Regions from separate parts of the Homo sapiens genome. Here all the other regions are linked to region 2. Evidence: chromatin contacts called from ENCODE Hi-C or POLR2A ChIA-PET data. All regions are on one chromosome and are shown on one strand. Each heading gives the region's core, a stretch centred on a gene start or an enhancer-like site at or near the end of the contact. The rest is flanking DNA. Distances are from core to core; before and after follow the strand shown. Region 1 overlaps CDK6 (cyclin dependent kinase 6). Region 2 overlaps CDK6 (cyclin dependent kinase 6). Region 3 overlaps CDK6 (cyclin dependent kinase 6).

Region 1 (4,281 bases), core at 1,183-3,682, 110 kb before region 2:
TGATTTTATAAAAGGAAGTCTGTGGTATTCCAAAGTGAGCAAACAGTAAATTAAAAGACTATTATTTATATTTCCCCTGAAAACCATTCTGGGATCAGAAATGTGGAAAGAACAGCAAGTGATAAGCACAGGCTTCGGAAATAGGCAGATTTGGGTTCAAATCCTGCACCTGCCACTTACTGGCAGGTAAGGACAAATTACTTAACATCTATGACCCTTAGTGTCTTTATGTATACAATGATAATAACTTACAGTTGTAATGAGGATCAGTTATACTTTATTTGAATTTATAGTAATATATAAATTTATAATTTAAAGTACAAAGCACAGCACCTGATATACATCACACACAGTCAATTATCAATCAATACACTGCCTACTATTATTATAATTAGAAAATGTTATTAATACAAGATGCATAGGAAATACATCACTACCACACTTAAAATATGAACTGCTTGTATCTATGTATAACTTAAGATTCTTTAAAAAATTAATGGGTCAATGGACTTACATAACTTATACATTGTATAGATATTATTTATAGTTTACATATAGGTCGTAAGTAGGTTTGAACAGAGAAAATCAGAGGATGCAGGGACTTCTTTCTCACACAGACTGTATAACTCTGAACCAAAAATAAAATCATAGTTTAGTGGACGGGGTACATAGCTATTCAAATACTGGAACAAATAATTTTAACTACAGTTAGAAATTGTGCTGGCCCACATTAGGGTCTTCTGCTTGGCCTCTACTTGTTGGGACTAAGGCCCAGGAAGAGGTGTTCTTATGAATGTACTTCCAGATTTCAGGAAGATGTGGTACAGGTCTCAAGATCTGTAGCACTTCATTTCCCCTTCCCTCACCTACACGGAGCCCAGGCCATAGACTTCAGCTGGGAAGATAACCCTGTCATCATGGCTTCTCTGCCTGGGTGTCTGGGGAAGACACTGTAATTCGGCCTCTATCAGGCATACTGAGAGAGCTACATTATTGAGGCAAAGACAGATTCATGGACATATTTACTAGAAGCAATAAATAGAAATGACAATGAGCAATATATAGATTTGTTCAATAGTACAGCCTACAATAGAAGTAAAAAGAAAAAAACCAAAAATACCACTATTAATTATGAAAAGAAATGCACGTGTAAGTGTCTGGATACAATGGGACAGGGCAGAGGAGGGAATGAAAAATGCTTGTTAGAGAGCTTTAAAAATTTCCTTTCATTCCTTTTTAGTTGTCAGGTCTATGTGTATCAATATTTTTGTGTATATTCACCAGTCAGCTAGAAATTGATTATATTAATAACTCCTAGAAATATTTAAAATCTTTTTTATTTGTGGCTTTGAATGTATCTACATCTAATTACATCTTGCAAGTATATGATCAACTGAATGCCAAAAGCCTTCAGAGGAACAGCACATCTCTGTTTGTATGTGTGTACATATACAAATAACTTTATATAATTTTATATAAAATTTTAAACAAACACATAACTATATATATAAAACTTTAAGTCTATCACCTCCTCTGATTCCTGTAATAATTTCCTAAGACATGTAAGTCAGGTGTTATTAGTCTCATTTTATAGATGGGGAAATTGAGAATGAGGAATAAAATGAACTGCCAAAGTCACAGATAGCAAGCTCAGTCACAGAGTCCAGAGTGAGTTCCGTTCTCTCTATTCCAATATTTTATTTCCATTTAGCTATGACATCATTCTTAAAAATGCTCTAAGATGTCACAGGCTAAAACTATTGTTTCACTTTTAATACTTGCTATTACTTGAAGGCTTAAATCTTCCTAAACACAGAAATGTTTTTCCCTTTAAGAGTATGTGAACATGGACCAGGTGGGGTGGCTGTAATCCCAGCAGTTTGGAAGGCCGAGGCAAGTGGACCACTTGACCCCAGGAGTTCAAGACCAGCCTGGGCAACATGGTGAAACTCCATCTCTATAAAAAATATAAAAATTAGCTGGTTGTGGTGCCCTGTGCCTGTAGTCCCAGCTACTTGGGAGGCTTAGATAGGAGGATTACTTGAGCTCGGAAGGCCAAGGCTTCAGTGAGCCAAGATCGCACCACTGTACTCCAGCCTGGACAACAGGGCAAGACCTTGTCTCCAAAGAAAAAAATAAAAAAGAGTATGTGAATATGGCTTTCCTTAAAAAAAATTTGGTTTCATGTCCAGAATGAACTTTTATGGCCCAAATATGTGTTGTGAAATTCTGATAGGTCCATTAAAAATGCTTGCACTTAATTCCACTATTTGGACTGCTGAATATAAGCCTTAAAAGTTGACATTTATATTGGCAAGCCCAACAGGGCACAAAATCTATAAATGGCAGTGATGGAGGAGACAGAAATATTTTTTCAAGTACTTCAGCAGTGACGCTAGGGTGCAGCATTGTCCCTTTTCTCTGGCAAGGTAATGCATTCAGAGGAAACAGAACATAATTTTGATGACACAATGCCAGAAACCACAAAGTAAAATCTAAAGGCACAAACCATAGAACTCTACAGCTTCTTTGCTGTTGGCAACCTACGATTGTCAGGACTTTGCCAAAAGCAGAACTGGCTTTTCTTTGGAAGCAGGTCAAACATGCCGGTCAAATGTTCCTTCTGGTCCATTTCACTGGCCTCATGTACTAAGGGGGCACTAACAATGTTAACAAGATTGCAGACATCAGTGCTGGAGGTAGACACAACTGTCAGGTAGTATAAATAAGGGAAAGAAGGTGATGGCTTTCAAGTCCTGGCAAGCTGACTTTAGTCAAGATTCTCTTTCCTTTTAACAGAAGGTCATCAGTATGTCTGCTTTCCCTAGTTTCCTCTTTATGATCACATGCACACAAAATATATTCAACAGTCATGGGGAAAAATAGATGGGAGTTCATCGAGTGATTAAATAACTTGCCATTCAGAAGCAGGGGTAACATGAAGGCTTTGTGTTGAATTTATCCACTGTACAGAGTGGTCAGTAGTAGGAGCAGTAGCATCACCTGCCCTGGACCCAGGAAGCCCCCAGGCATAAAAAACTAGCAAATGTTATTCAGGCCTTAAAGCTACTATGTTCTGACTCAGCAGTAGCACTGGCATTAACAGAAGTCTAGCTGCTTCTAGTCACTAAAAGAACAAAATCAGGTTCCAGTTTTATTAACTGTTTTAAGCAGTCACGCTTGAGTAGACAGTGCTGATATGAAAATCTGTTCTTTAGGGGTGGTTTTTTTTTTTTTTTCAGTCTTACAGACTTCGAATTTCATAAAAATCACTGGGATTCCTATAAAATGTCACAGACCAAAGATCAGGGCTATTTTTGGTCTAGAACTCCCACTTTTTTCCTACTCCACTCCAATTTGGATGGGCCTTTCAAACACAAAAAACCAAAAAAGGATGCCACACTGCATGCTTTGTCAGAAGAAGTGCCCCAGTTACATTCTAGAAACATGAATGCATACATGCATGAACATGCAGACATGAATGAAACTATGTAAATCATCAAGGAGCGATGTAACTGAAACCAAAGAATTTGAGCACAAGAAAGGATCTTATAGAGAATTTAAGTCAGAGTTTCATTTCTCAGATGAAGTTAAGGAAATAAAAGGTTAAATAATTAATGATGAACTCTAATAGTAACAGTAATAGATAACTTTTTAAAGTGCTTACTATGTGCCAGGCACTGTGTAAGCCCTTCACGAGGTGTTTTAAATGACTTTCTCAAAGTTGCAGAGTTATTTTGCCAAAGACTTAGGGTTCTCATTTTCTATTTTGGTGCTCCAAAGAAAAATGAGATGTGTAGCATACCATCCTTCGCCCAGGAAAACAAAACAAAACAACGCAGAACCAACCTGGGTGACCAAGGATACTCAGTGGGGACAGGAAGCTCACTGGACAAGGATGGGTACTTGGTCACCAGGCATCCCATCTCTGATGGTGGGTGCTTTTGAAATGACCACAAGCAGAAAATGTATTTGAACTAAAAGAACTGGAGCTCAGCCACACGAAGAAAGAGGAGCAGCAAAAAGATCCACACAAGCAACATACAAGCTTCCAGAGCAGAGCAGTTAGGGCTCTGCATAAAACGGCACTTCTACCATGTCTCCACTCACCACACAAATAGTAACACTGTCTGCAGCAGCTGCTTGAAGTAAGAAAGACAAGAGATAAACACATGATATGCATGTCAGAGGAAAGTCACTGTAAATGTTTTAATGCTATGGACACTGGTGTAAAATTATAATTATTACTTACTCCAAGATTTTTCCTAGTTGATCAACATC
Region 2 (4,608 bases), core at 1-2,500:
TACCTCATACATGTGGAATCACACTGGATTTGTCTTTTTGTGAGTGGCTCGCCTCAGTTAACATAGTTCCTTTAAGGTTCATTCATGTTGTGGTGTGTATCATAATTTCCTTCCTCTTTAAGGTTAAATAATATTCCATTGTATGTATATATGACATTTTGTTTATCTGGTGATCCATAGATGGGCACCTCAGTAGTTTCCACTTTTTGGCTGCTGTGAATATTGCTGCTATGAACACAGGTGTAGAATGATCTCTTTGTGACTCTGCTTTCAATTTTTTTGGATATATACTCAGAAGTGGAATTGCTGGATCTATTCCCAGAATGTTTTAAAACCATGGTTCTCCCATAAAATGTGGTATATTGTTGCTACCTAAGCAATGAAATAGTGACTAACAGCATCGTGTTAAGGTCCTAAAGCGTTAGCCAAGTGGCTTGATTCACTCCTTGGAGATTCCACCCACTTTTGTCTGCATTCTGGGAGAATCTACACTGCAGGTCCCCACATCAAGCTTGCTGTATGTATACAGCTTCTACTCTATTTCAAAACCTGACAGGGTTCCCGTGTGCTTTCATTGATCAATTTGCAATGAGCAATGAACAATGAGCTTCAAAGGCTGTTTATAAACAGGTCTCCCCTACTTCTCACTGTGGTCCTCAGGAGGACCCAAAGAATGCTTCATCCAAAATCACAAAGAACAAGACAAACAAATTCTGAGAAACCAAGAGGAGGGTTCAAGAGGATTCCTTAAAACTTCCATATCACCTGGAAAGTTGTAATGGGTGAATTCAAAGCAAGCCATTAACTGGCAAGCTAAAAGAGTCACACATGAGCTTTGTTCCACAGCAAAGCATAGTCCAGCAATGCCATAGTACCCGTCTCTTTGCCACTGTGCATGATGAGTCAGGCACACATCACCTCGAGGCCCCTCAGGAGAAACAAAGGCATGGGCCCTAAATGGAAACACTGGCTTCTAATTTTTACTGCTTCTAGGCAACTGGATAAAAGTGTAATAAAGTGGCATTGCATGTAAATTTTAATAATCAAATATGTATTCTGAAATGAGAACAGAACCCACTTTTTATTCATTCCTGGAAGTGATGATAATGCTGAGAAGGTAAAGAATCAGTCTCAACTAACTGGAAATAAAAAAAAAAAAGATAATAAGTCATTTCCACCAAGCCTGAAAATGTTGGTGTTTGAGGAACAATGTAATGACTTAAATGAACAACATGAAAGAATAAATCATTACCTCATCATAATGGCTATTTTTAACCCACTGTGGAAAATCATCAGGAACTGAAACTGCAAATATGCAATGCTAAACATAATTTCTTCAGAGCAGGAGATAAAAATCAGCACTGGGTAAAGAAGTAAGAAAACATGAAGCCCAAGTTCCTAGGTTGTTGGGTAATGACCCAAGTGGCTATCATTCTATACACATTGTTTTGTGAGGCTTTTAAAAACATTTTACAATGTGCTGTGAATATTTCCCCATTTCAACACACACTTTTCTATAATGAAATTTTAGGCCAGGTGTGGTGGCCCACACCTGTAATCCTAGCACTTTGGGTGGCTGAGGTGGGAGGATCACTTGAGACCAGGAGTTTGAGACCAGCCTGGACAACACAGGGAGACCCTGTCTCTACAAAAAACAAAAAATTAGTTGGGCATGGTGGCTCATGCCTGTGGACCCAGCTACTCGGGAGGCCTAGGTGGGAAGATCACTTGAGCCTGGGAGGTTGAGGCTGCAGTGAGCCGTGATTGCACCACTGCACCCCAGCCTGGGCGACAGCTCTCAAAAACAGAAGAAGAAATTTTAATAAGCTTTCTAATGGCTGCAATTGGACAAAATACTTTCTTATCTTTCCACATTCTTCCTCTCAATTCCCTCTTTTGAGAATTTTCCCCTCACTCTGTACTTCCTTCCTCTTCAAATGAGGTAATGCTTAGAGGAGCTGGTTTTCCACAAGAGTAGAACAGATAATTATTTGTGTGATATAGAAGATACTGCTGGTTGTCAGCCATGAAGACCTGGTCCAGGCCAATGAAGGCAATCACATTTCCTTTTGCTAGGAATTGATCCAGGGATGAACATGACACCCAGTCCTGTATGGGCAAATTGGCTAGAGAGTTTCAGGAAGCATTTTCCTCCTTGATAAGAGGTGCACAGTAGAATGCTCTCTGCTGTACTTCCTCATCTCCCATTCCTCACCCACGTCTTATACTGAATGCTACCGAGCTGTAGCAACCATCTTGAAACATCATCTGTACACATAAAAGGCCAGAGTGTAAACAGGGAAAGAGTCTGGGTCTTTGATGACATCAATGAATAGCTGCATCAACTTTAGGGCTGTCTGCCTCCAGCCTTGTAGTTATGTATATAATAATGCCCTTATCTGGATCCACTTTTCATTGAGTGTTCTGTAATTTGCAGCTGAAAATTATTCTAACAAATCTAACTTAATTAAAATTATATTAACTTAAATATGTTATGAACATTATCTTTCATTTATAGCCACCATGATTCACCCCAGGGTGAGGTACAGACCCAATGGGGCCTGTACCAACATTCTTTTCCTGTTGGCAATCATCCCTTTCAGGTGGTTATCCTTTTCTCTTTGAGGTGTGTACCTCCTTCCATTAATGTTTATAATATCGCCTTTGCCATCACTATCATTTACTGTCAACTCTCTATATTCCCCAGGAACCATGGCTCATCCTGTTTACCCCACACTCAACGTCTTCCTGCAGGACTCCAACATCACTAGGATGCCCAGCTAATATTAGCTTCAGAACTTTGACTTCTTTAACCTCATCCCATTTTTGCCATCTACATAATACTCATGCAGATGGTTAGTCTCTGTTTTCTAAATGGAATGCGAATGCATACAATTTTGTAACTGTCTTTTTCACATCATGCTGTATACTGAACTCATTTGCATGTAGATCTATTGGCAATGTAGATCTACAGCTTAATTTTTAATGGTTCTATATTTTTCTATTTTTATTTATATTCTATGATTAGCAAAAGGGTTTAAGCAGTCATTAAATTACCCACCAATTTTAAATGCCACTATTTCTCATGTTCTAAATTACTTGAAGTTATTTTCTGGACTTTTGCTCTTTGTTTCTGGCTCTGTTTAGAGTACCTCTCTCCTTTAATTATTAAATATTTAGAGTAAATTTTAACATCTGCAGGGAAAGTTTTCTCTTTCCACTCTTTATAAAACATTCCTGAATATTTTTTGAAAATAAAAATATGTATTTATTTATTTTTAGAGGCTGGTCTATGTTACCCAGGTTGGCCTCAAATTCCTGGCCTCAAGTTATTTTCCCACCTCAGCCTGCCAAGTAGCTGGGACTACAGGTGTGCACCATCGTGTCTGGCATTCTTGGATATTCTTATATGTTATGATTATGAACTGACTTCAGAATCATTTTATTGAGTGCCCACACCTTCCAAAAATCCTTTTAGTATTTTCAATGATTTTTAAAAATTGATAAATTGATTTGGGGATAACAGATACCTTTACAATATTGAGTCTTTCCTTTTCTTCATTTACTCAAGTCTTGTTCTGGGCTCCTCAGTAAAGTCGTGTCTTTTTAAATACAATTCCTACACCTCTGAGGCTCCCACTATAGCGGGTCTGGTCCGCCTTCTCCTTCCTCACATATACCATTACCTAGCCTTTCCCCACTGATCTCAGTCCTCAAATCCATCTTGTACTCTCTGTCTAGACTGAACCCTTAAAAGTGTAAACCTGATCCTATCAGATAATTCTCCTGCTTCAGCCCCCTCAGCCAAAGCCCACCTAGCTCTCTGGCCCTGCCTCCTGGTACTCTGTGGATTTCTGCCATCTTTACTCATTTACTGCCCCATGGCCCCAACTCCTGGCAGGGTCCTGCTTAAATTGCTCTTCCTCTAGATTTATTGGCCTCCCACCACATTGTACTAATGGGTGTCAATAAATGCTCAATGAGTTTTCATAAAGAAGTGAGGGCCCAAACAAAACTAAAAATGACCATGAAATCTATGAAGGCCATTAGCTTAAAAAGAACTCACTGACTCCTTTTAGGAGGAATGCGATAAAACTCCAGGGGAATCAGAAAGAGCAGGTTTGGATTACGGGATAGGGACAAAAGAGGCATGGCATATAAATCAGTATTCGTACCTTTTAGCCATTAAAACATGTTCATATGTGTTGAGACTTTGGGCTCATTATTTTAGAAATATAAAACTCCCATGACTATAATGAACACTGACACACTGAACAAAAACAATGAAGGATGCTTCCTATCTTACCATCTCTTTCAGAAGCAACTTGCCCAGGGGTCAAGAGACATGGATTTCAGCACATTGTTCCACAGCTTGGGGTAGGACTAGCTTAAGTACCTTATCCTCTCCCATCTCTAAGAGAAGTATTCCACAGATCAAATCACTTTGCCTGAGTCTTCACTTGGATGCAGAATTGGACTATTGGCCAAATCCCCTAATACTACTTTAATTTCATATGATCATATCAGAGTTTCTCAAAGTACAGTCTCTTACTCCAGTGTTACTAAGTTCCGTTCAACTCAGCCACTAGTCAGTTGATTAAGCAAGTT
Region 3 (4,734 bases), core at 1,387-3,886, 90 kb before region 2:
CATTTGCCAACGGTTTCCTTTACCACAGCCTCTATTCCTCCTGCTGGAAGCCTGGCACCATTGGAAGCTGGAATAAAAACCACAACTGAATAGCCTGGCACTTACTTTAACAGTCATTTCCAACCACAGATTAATACTGTTACTGGATTTGACTAACGGCTCTCAATCAGCCCAACTGTCATCACTTGAGAACATGCTAGCCAGTGAAAGCCAAAAAGGAAAATATAAGCAAATTCAAATTATGGTATAATTTTTCTGATTGCTCATCTTTTGAATCCAAGGGTATCTATCTCTCTAAATATCTTCTTCTGGGTTCTCCTTAATAATATGTTTAATGTATATATAGATCAGGAGATAATACACCACCTGGCTGCAACTAGTGGGGAGGCTGAAGTCAGGAGGGAAGGGTTGCCACAGGCACTGGCTAGCACAAGAGAGCACGCCGCTCAGCTGCCCATGGAACGTATATGTATCCTGCACCTTGCTCTGCCCACCTTTGGCAACGGCACTGGAAACAGCTGGTGTTAAGTGTGCTAAGTAGCCAGCATCAAAGTGCAAATGGAAGGGGGCCCTCATGGAGGTTCTGTGTTGATAACAGTGATGTTCAATGCTAGCCTATCATAAACAGGAACCAGGTTTTTCTCTTTATCATTTACTTTGACATAGTAGACTTCAGGTCCAGTGCAGCTGATAGGATTTTTCAATAGATACAAAAGAAGGATGGTATAGCACATTATACGGTATATGACTGGCTTAATGAAAATAAGAGTCTATCCCAACTTGGAGCTTCCCGTATCAACAAAAACTCCATTTTCTATGACTGAAGGCTTTGACAACTCTTACTAATCCCAGCTTTTGGTCCTGACAGAATCTAACCTACAGATACAGGGAAAAGAATTTGGATGACTATTACTTTCTGACTGACGACTTCTGGGTCTACTCTGGGTATTTCACACACATTTAATCCCAATCTTCCTCCTTAAAAATGTATTGAATGACATTCATTTAATACACCCCTGGAGGGAAAATAAAGTAGAAAAATCTTTCTGGAGGGCAATTTGGCTCCACGTATCAAAGGGCTCAGGGTTTTGAATATGCTTTGTATCACTATTCCACTTCCGGGAGTTAGTCCTAAAGGAATAATCATGAGAATGAAAAAAACTTTACTTACACCAATGTGCATCACAGCTTTCCTTAAAGTCTTGCAAATTTCATTCACTCAACCAATATTTACTACATGCCTACTATGTACCAGGGAATATTTAAATACAAATAAATAAGATCCAGATATATTTTTATATAAGAAAAGCAGATTACAAAAAAGCATGATCTAATTTTACAAGAAAATTAAAATGTTATAATGCATAGGAAAAACAGTTGAAAGATAACTATTAAACCATTAGTAATGGTCATCTCTTGGTCACTGGTTTATGGTTTATTTTTCTTTCCTCTTTCTTTTCCTATTTTTATTTTTAAAGTAAGTATCTTGTAAAGAGCCATTTTGACACTACGTAAATCTCTTGATGAAATTTCCACTCAGTAGTTTTAGCATCATCCATTGATGATTTTCTAACTCCATCATTCACTCTGTTATTATTGATTGTCAGTCTACTGTAAGACAAAGCTCTCTTTTCTCCCACTTTATTTATATCAGCATGGACTCATGGATTTTAATTTTATTCAGGAGGTTATAATCCTTTACTATAATTATGTATTTTGATGCCCAAATTGTTTTATATTTGTCCAGTGGCTCCTTCAAGCTAAATTCTGTGCCTTTCTGGTATGTTCCCATATTTTTTGAGCATTTTCTTACTTTCTGGTATAACAAGATACTATAGACTTATACTCTTTACTCGTATTTTAAAAGCTCTACAACAACCATGTATATTTTTGTTAAATGAAAGAACATAATACATACTATTTAAAAAATAATCTTACATAAGATGCATACATTATACAGATTTTTATAAGATTTTTAAAAAACAGTCCAGATTGCTGATCCTACATGGTTCAGGAATATTAGAACAAATGGGCCTTCTGAGCTCCACCTGAGATGGGAGAGGATAGCACCTGTCTTACAAACCAATATGAAAGGAAATTATGTCTAGTGAGATCATTAAATGCATAAGTCATTGCTCTTTACTTGACTAAAACCAGTGAGCCGGCCACACAGCCTTAGATAAGAAAGGTAACAGTTAAAGTACATTCTGTTCGATTAATTAATGTCTCACAGCCAAATGTCTCTGTCTTGCCCCTTAGAAAACTGCATAGAAGAATGGTGAGACACCATCATTTTCATCTGAGTGACTGAGTTTCTTCCTGCTGACTGTTTGGAGTTCCCCTGTGAGCTGGCGTAAGGTACTTCTTCCTGTGGCTCAGAGTAAGACTCTGAGAGCCTTGGGGACTGCCCTCTGGATTCTGTGAGGAACTATGGAAAACAAGGGAAGACCAAGTAGGAGCCCCCAACTCCTCCTTGTGGAGGAGTCAGCTGACCCCACGCCTTGACCCCAGAGCCCTGCATAGTTTCTTTAATCTTATTAGATGGGTTTCCTTAAACTCACTTTCATGCTCAGCCTTTTGCCAGACTCTAGGACCAGCTCTGGCCTTTGTGGTGACTGTGGTGGGATATAGGGGGAGAGATATAAGGAGCACTACAATGATTAGTCATCACTTCACTATTGAGTCATTTGGCCATGCCGCCCAGCCCACTGTGACCTCAGTTCATGCTGTGTACCCCACGCTTGAGGTTCTGTCTAGAATCCCAGTACTCCAGGTCCTTGGACTTTTTTGATTCTGAATTCTTCTAATGTCTTCTGTTACCTCTGAGAAGAAGCCATCCTTTATCCTGTTCTAGAAAAGTGATACACCAAGGTAATTTAACATTATGAACAGGAAGTTCAGTGGCTAAGTTTCACTGAACATGTACAATGCAAAAAGACAAAAGTGAAGTGCTTTATACATACTGTTTAACCTCAGATCAATGCTATGTGGGGGATATATATTAATATCCTCATTTTACAATTGAGGAAACTGAGGTTGAGGGATGGTTAATGATAACTCATCATCATTGAGCTAAGAAGTGATAGAGACAACTAGATGCTCCAAAGCTGGCTCTCATGACCACTTCACTACATCGCATCGTTTGGCTATGACTACGGAACTGCTAGTGGACTTGAGACTCAGGCTGAAAAAAGAATTTTTTTTTTTTTTTTTGAGACAGGGTCTACCTCTGTCACCAAAGCTGGAATACAGTTGTGTGATCACAGCTCAATGCAGCCTTGACCTCCTGAGCTCAGGTGATCCTCCCACTTCAGCCTCCAAGGTAGCTGGGACTATAGGCATGTACCACCACACCTGACTAATTTTTTGTAGAGACAGGGTTTGGCCATGTTGCCCAGGATGGTCTCGAACTCCTGGACTCAAGTGATCTGCTTGCCTTGGCCTCCCAAAGTGTTGGGATTACAGGCTTGAGCCACCACGCCCGGCCAAATCCCGGGTTTTAAAAAATACAAATGAACTAATGGGAATAACACTGGTAAGCCTGATGTTGAGACCAAGTAGTATTCTTCAGTTGGTTCTAAGAAAAGAAAGAGGTGATCCAGAGGAGTCTGTAAGTCCATGAAGAACTTGGAACAGGTTTGCCATTATAGCACGCTTCAGCAGCTCATTCACTCATTCAGCACATTTGGAGTCTGTGATGTGCTTATCACTATGCTGAGTGTAGGGAACACAGAAATAAGACTGACGTGGTCCCTGCCCTTGTGAGGCTTACAGTTTAGGGAGAAAGAAAATCATTAAATAAGTGGTAAGTGTTATGAAGAAAATAAGATATGCTGGTGGAGAATAATAGAAAAAGCCTCTTTAAGGAGGTGACATTTAACCTAAAGGATGAAACAGAGGAGGCAGGCCTGCTGAGGTCTATTCACTTTCTTTTCATCTTTGGTTGTAGCTAGAATTTTTGAGTACTCTTCAAGGGAGCTTTATGACTTGGGTTCTGTTAAACAAGTCAACCACGATTTTTAATCCATGTGCTTTATCACGAATGGTTTCCTTCACCCTGTTCAAAACATCACAAATATGATATAAATGGGACACTTACTATTCAGTCTAAAACTGTTCTCATTTATTTACTTATTAAATACAGAAAAATCCCTTTAGAATCAGGGATAAGAGGAAAGGTCTTTGTGTTTCGCAAAGTTCATCCAAGTGTACTATTTGTTTCTTCCCCATGGAATTGTCATATCAGCTTTAGGAAAGATGATGAAAGAAAAGAAATGGGCCCAGAGGGACCTAAGGAAACCAGGCCAAACTTGCTGTTCACGTGGACCCTTACAGGGAGAATGGAAGGCAAAAGCAGAGAACTGGGTCCAATTTTCTTTCTCAGTGCTATCTGTGCAGTGGTCAGATGTGGCACTCACAACCAAAAGGCTTTTGAAACAGCACTGGTGAGTCCTGACCTACCTTCTTCAAATTTCTGAAAATGATACATTTTATTATCTCATGAGTAGAGATACTGGAGATTACTCTTAAGGCAGGAAGGGGAGACCTAGGGTCCCTTTCTTTGCTATAATTAACTGCATTTTCTCTGGGAGAACAGAAGCTCCCCATGGATATATGGGGTTGGGACAAGTGGCTATTTACAGCTAAGAAGGGAATATTTTTGAGGTTTAGAGAATTCAAATCACGATTACTATCTCATGTTCAAAGACTGAAATAAAAATGGCTGTGTACTCT

Evidence for each region. A loop is a pair of places that touch in the nucleus more often than their neighbours do. ChIA-PET counts read pairs that join two places held with the same protein, here RNA polymerase II (POLR2A). Pooled maps may share reads with other maps.
Region 1: a pooled map shows a loop between it and region 2 (7-fold over the local background). The contact joins two enhancer-like sites. A Hi-C loop is called at or near these places in 1 of 168 maps with a recorded cell type or tissue (CD14-positive monocyte), 17 of 37 single-sample maps with no recorded cell type and 16 of 50 pooled maps. POLR2A ChIA-PET finds 5 or more read pairs at or near these places in 7 of 52 experiments (AG04449, WTC11, activated B cell and 3 more).
Region 3: a loop to region 2 is called in a pooled map, with 4 times the contacts of the local background. The contact joins two enhancer-like sites. A Hi-C loop is called at or near these places in 1 of 168 maps with a recorded cell type or tissue (CD14-positive monocyte), 11 of 37 single-sample maps with no recorded cell type and 14 of 50 pooled maps. POLR2A ChIA-PET finds 5 or more read pairs at or near these places in 12 of 52 experiments (AG04449, BJ, PC-3 and 8 more).

Annotation. Positions count from the first base shown.
Region 1 is chr7:92,618,784-92,623,064 of GRCh38, forward strand. It overlaps CDK6 (cyclin dependent kinase 6), which reads right to left. Exons shown (of 8, transcript NM_001145306.2): 6 at 4,253-4,281. Among named protein-coding and RNA genes, the nearest start is that of FAM133B, 31 kb to the left of the region's middle. Within about 2 kb of position 2,433, at least 5 of the 41 ENCODE cell types and tissues checked have a DNase peak (open chromatin) inside an H3K27ac peak, as active enhancers do; they include CD14-positive monocyte, where a contact is called at or near this core.
Region 2 is chr7:92,730,606-92,735,213 of GRCh38, forward strand. All of the region lies in intron 3 of CDK6 (cyclin dependent kinase 6), which reads right to left. Among named protein-coding and RNA genes, the nearest start is that of CDK6-AS1, 100 kb to the right of the region's middle. Within about 2 kb of position 1,251, at least 5 of the 41 ENCODE cell types and tissues checked have a DNase peak (open chromatin) inside an H3K27ac peak, as active enhancers do; they include CD14-positive monocyte, where a contact is called at or near this core.
Region 3 is chr7:92,639,700-92,644,433 of GRCh38, forward strand. All of the region lies in intron 5 of CDK6 (cyclin dependent kinase 6), which reads right to left. It overlaps LOC112268009 (a long non-coding RNA gene), which reads right to left. Exons shown (of 2, transcript XR_002956577.2): 1 at 2,562-4,734; 2 at 1-2,428. Among named protein-coding and RNA genes, the nearest start is that of FAM133B, 52 kb to the left of the region's middle. RefSeq lists an enhancer at 2,392-2,441. Within about 2 kb of position 2,637, at least 9 of the 41 ENCODE cell types and tissues checked have a DNase peak (open chromatin) inside an H3K27ac peak, as active enhancers do; they include CD14-positive monocyte, where a contact is called at or near this core.